2 separate regions of the Homo sapiens genome follow, and region 2 is linked to region 1. A link is an interaction called in ENCODE POLR2A ChIA-PET data of the cell type or tissue named here. Cell type or tissue: A673. All regions are shown on one strand.

Region 1 (2,500 bases):
TGAGGTCAGGAGATCAAGACCATCCTAGCTAACACAGTGAAAGCCTGTCTGTACTAAAAAAAATACAAAAAATTAGCTGGGTATGGTGGCATGTGCCTGTAGTCCCAGCTACTCTAGAGGCTGAGGCAGGAGAACTGCCTGAACCTGGGAGGTGGAGGTTGCTGCGAGCTGAGACATGCCACTGCACTCCAGCATGGGCGACAGAACGAGACTCTGTCTCAAAACAAACAAACACATAAATACTGTTTTTTGAACTTTACACATCTCAAAATGCTAGAGGTTCACAGTGCGAGAAGGCAACCAAGTAGCCCCATTAGCAACTTCTGTCTTTCAGTCCCTTACAGCATAATCCTCTTTAGAATTTCACATAAACTGGATCACATAAGGATATGTACTCTTATACACGTAACTTCTTTACTTGGCATAAGAATTCTGAGATTAATCTATGTTGTTCTGTGTATCAGTGGTTTCTTTATTTTTATTGCCTAAGAGTATTCCACCACTATATGGATATGACACATTCTCATTTGCTTGTTAACAAACATTGGGTTGTTTTCAGTTTTTCAATACTGTAATTAAATTTGCTATGAACATTCTTGTATAATCATTTTATGGACAAATGTCTTCCTTTCTGTTGGGTAAAATACCTGAGTAAAACTGCTGAGTCACATGGCAGATGTATGTTTAACTTTCTAAAGAATTCCTGGTTTTCCAAAATGGCCACACCATTTTGTATTCCCACCAGCAATGTGTTCCAGCAATCCAGATCTTCAAAAACACAGGTATTACCTTTTAAATTTTAGCCACTCTGATGAACAGTATATCACCATAATTCTAATTTGCATATTCCTGGTGACTAATGTCGCCAATCATCTTTTCATGTCCTTCCCCCTATCCATTTCATTGAGGACTCCAATCATACTTATGTTCAATCATTTGGCTGTGTTCTGTTTGGTTTTTGGCTGCTCTGTTCTTTTCCCATCGTTTTCTCCTTTGTGCTTTAAATATATCCTCCTTACAACAACCACTCTCAGCTGAGTACCATCAAGAAATACGGCACATACTACAGGAAATCACTTCCATAGGCTTGCTCTTTACTTGAGTCCCTAAAAACAGAAAATATTTTTCTCTATGTTTCACAAATGAACTTCAACAATTTCCTTGAAAACAAAATTACTGGGCTGGGAATTTGGTCCTACCTTTAGTTTCATCAAGCACCATGGAAAAGCAATAAAGTATATTCAAGGACTCAGGAAGACCTCACAAATATGAGACAGGATCAAGGTATATAAAAAAGGTGCAGAACTTGGCAAAAGCATTACTTGGTTACCAGGAAATTTTCAGACACTGAAGTTTTGTCTGTTTATATATATCACAAATAGGTTTGCCAATCTAATAATTTCTGAATGTCTATACATTATATTAATATTTTCTGTACATTTATCCATAAAAATTAAAGAGTTTTAAATTGTCCTTAAATATATATTCAATGTTAAATAAAAATAAAATTGCTTTTTTCTCAAAGATGAGATATTTGATAATGGTACATTATCTTCCCTATGCCAATCATTAAAATAATTATTCCACAAAGTTGATAATTCATTCATCAATTTAAAAATAACATGAATAACATCACTATATACCTAGCTTTATGGAGTTTACAGAGTCTTTACATCCATCATTTTATTTGACTCTTAAAACAATTCTATGAAGTAAAAAAGATAAATTTACCATTCCTATTATATAAAGGAGAAAACAAAAGCTCAAAACTTAAGACTCACCCAAGAGTCACTATTTAGTAAACCCTGATAAGACAAAATGCAAATCCTGTGTGTTCCTTCACTAACCTCACACAAATAAGCTGGTTGATGTGTAGATTATGAGGGAAACACAAAATGCCTTTCCTTTCAATTTTTGTGAAATTAAGCAATATTCTTGAATAGTCAGAACCCTCTTGATAATCTGTTTCAAAAGAAAAACTACACCTAAAAGCAATTTTAGCAATATCAAATTATATGAAAGTTAACAAATTTCACTTACTATGCTACCAAAATGTGTTTGACAAATTATTTCCTAATGAGGTCAACTTATCTGATTTTTCTCTTACGTATTTTTAAACTAGGTTTATAGAAGCTGGGCATGGTGCCATGCACCTATCATCCCAGCTACTTGGGGGGCTGAGGTGGGGAGACTGTTTGAGCCTAGGAGTTCAAGACCAGCTGGACAGCATAGCAAGACCCTGTCTCAATTAAAAAAAAGTTTTTATTTTTAAAAACTAGGTTTATATGAGCAGATAATACTATAAATAGTACTTCTACAGGAGACCTATAAGCATTCCTCCTTCCTCCTTTGGTAGGCCTGTGAATCTCTCTCCTTTGGCAGAATCAAAAGACAAATTCCAGACTCAATTCCACAATTAGTAAGGAAAATTTTTCTACTGCTGGTTACATTTCAACACTTCTGAGAAGAGATTTCAGACACCGGGAAGGCCAAAAAGCCT
Region 2 (2,500 bases), 160 kb before region 1:
TAAAGTGTTAACACTGATTGTATCCTCTAAATAGTGTCTAGCTCAGCCAACTGTTATCCTTTGCCATATCTGTGTACCATTTAAAAGAGGGATTAAAAATAGTTTCAGTGGATTTACTCTACGAAGGGAGAAAGGTAACTTTTCCAGGTAGGCTGATGTTAGAGGGCAGTTTTTTGTTTTTTGTTTTTTTTTGAGACAGAGTCTCGCTCTGTTGCCATGTTGGAGTGCAGTGGCATGATCTTGGCTCACTGTAACCTCCGCCTCCCAGCTCCTAGCGATTCTCCTGCCTCAGCCTCCTGAGTAGTTGGGATTATAGGCGCCCGCCACCACTCCCACCTAAGTTTTGTATTTTCAGTAGAGACGGGGTTTCGCCATGTTGGCCAGGCTGGTCTGGAACTCCTGACCTCAGGTGATCCACCCACCCCGGCCTCCCAAATTGCTGGGATTACAGGCGTTAGCCACTGCACCCAGCCAGAGGGCAGGTTTTTTTAGTGACTTAACCATCCAGAAATGATTAAGTTTACTTTGTTATTTTAAATTCTATAGAGAAGATAAGAAAGTTCCCAGTTTTCCTGAGAAGAGCATGCAATGGCGTCTCTCCTTCTCCAGGCCACTGCCAGGGCTTTCTGTGAAGGAGCTGGAAGGGAGAGGGTCAAGAGTTCTTGTTGCTTCATCCAGTTCCCAAGAAAATTATAGCCTGATGTGTCATGCATTGTGAGAAGCAGGCACTGGTGAGGAGAGACGAGTTTTGGTGGAGGCAGTAAATGAAGTGCAACCAGATTTAAATGACCTCCAAGGAGCCTATGAGATGCACTGTGGCCTTGGTAGGACAGGGGAGCAGAAGTCATGCTCACACCAGAGGGAGTTTTGCAGGGACTGGAGAAAGGAGCTGCAAGGGGAGGAAGAGGCTCTATAACTCTCTCCAAGATAGAACCAGGGAGGTAGAATGGCTGTGCAGATGTTGGAGGTCCCGGGCCAGGTGCAGCTGGGCCAGGGAAAGGGGAAGGTGCACAGATGGTTGGGCACCTCTCTGCCAGGAAACACTCATTGCTGCATCAGGACTGGGGTGCCCAGCACAGCTGTGCAGACTTCCCGGTCCCCAGGATCCCTTGGGGATCCTTCTGAGAGGAAGGGGTGATGTCACAGCCCACACCTGACCCCACCTGGGACCCCTTCCTCCCCAGGGTTGCACCATCCTTCCTGACCCTGCCGTGGTGCAGCGTGTGTGCACACGTGCAAAACAGAGACAGGGCAGACGTGATGTTAAAGGCCATTTGTAAGCACAACAGATTGCAGGATGCCATCGATGCAAAAAGAGTTTGAGAGAGGAGCTAACACATGAGATTTTCTTTTATTAAACATATTTTATCTTGCTTTTTTTTTTGTAATGTTTCCACTGGGTGGTGCTGCAGGAATTCCTACCTTTTGCCTTGGATCTACCCTTCCCAGAAAGACGCCTCTAAAGCATAATAGGAGGAAGTCCTGATTTAGAAAGATTTTACAGTTTCAACACAATAGAAGAGTTGGAGGATGCTCTGGCAGGAAATGTTTCAGTTTCTGGATGTGGAAAAACCGCCATCATTTTGTATCCATGCAAAAAGGTTCTCATTGCACTGGGTAAATACTTTCGACTTTCATCAGCTTCTTCTTTAGCACAGAAAATCTTTCAAGTTTATCAGAAAGATTAGGGTTTCATTCTAGTGGAAGTGGTCTGTAAGATTTCCTTTATTTTGATTTTTGTAACACCATCTTAAAGTAAGTAAATAAACATTTTCTTACATTGACAACCATAGATTTAAGAAAATACTTCTGTCAAGGCTGTCTTTAAAGCTGAAGACATTGTTCCATCCTTATTATAAAGATCATTTATACAGTGTACTGATCAAAAGGATTACATATTTTTACTTTCAAATACTTTCAAGAAGTCTTTTAGTTTGATAGTATGTAAAGGATAAGACTGACTTTACCCCTTCTACAGAGGAGAAGGTTGAAATACAGAAGTTAACATCCCTGCTGTAGCTCACACGACTTTTTCTCCTTTTTTTTTTTTTTCCTACATTTGACCAAGGCACAGAAGATCACACAACTTTTTAAGGTTTTGGCTGCAATGAGGATTTGTTTATCTTGACCTCCCCCAACTTTTTTTCTGTTGTACACAGGATTGAATTGTATTGATATTAATAGTACAAAAATTTGGGGAAAAGATTTTCCATTCAAGCAAAGGCCTCTGAAACATAAGAATCAAAAGTAGTATGAGGGTCGGGGGGCCAGATGCCCACTGGGGATTTGAGAGCTCATTAATTTAAAGCTCAAACTGAAAGACAGTTTGTAAGATCCTAGTAAGTTTCACTGACTGCGGAACAGCCTGTTTTTTTCGGGGCATGTTGTGGTCCTCCATGAAATCCTAAACACTGCTTTCTTAGAACCTGAAACAGGCTTCCCTAGAGGTGTTTCTTTTTAAAGGAAAGTTTTGGAGGCACTGCTGGGTACTAGGGACCTT

Evidence for each region. Peaks named below come from ENCODE experiments on the same cell type or tissue, not always from the same donor. Only the 100,000 strongest peaks of a DNase experiment are listed, where the experiment ranks them.
Region 2: POLR2A ChIA-PET joins it to region 1 with 6 read pairs; 5 of 35 experiments call an interaction of 5 or more read pairs at or near these places.

The regions. Positions count from the first base shown.
Region 1 is chr12:96,363,629-96,366,128 of GRCh38, forward strand. All of the region lies in intron 1 of CDK17 (cyclin dependent kinase 17), which reads right to left. Among named protein-coding and RNA genes, the nearest start is that of CDK17, 36 kb to the right of the region's middle. In A673, no CTCF peak of the experiment used is centred here; no DNase peak of the experiment used is centred here.
Region 2 is chr12:96,207,879-96,210,378 of GRCh38, forward strand. All of the region lies in intron 1 of ELK3 (ETS transcription factor ELK3), which reads left to right. Among named protein-coding and RNA genes, the nearest start is that of ELK3, 15 kb to the left of the region's middle. RefSeq lists an enhancer at 2,224-2,500. In A673, a CTCF peak has its summit at 1,409 (motif pointing right); no DNase peak of the experiment used is centred here; H3K27ac peaks cover 746 bases.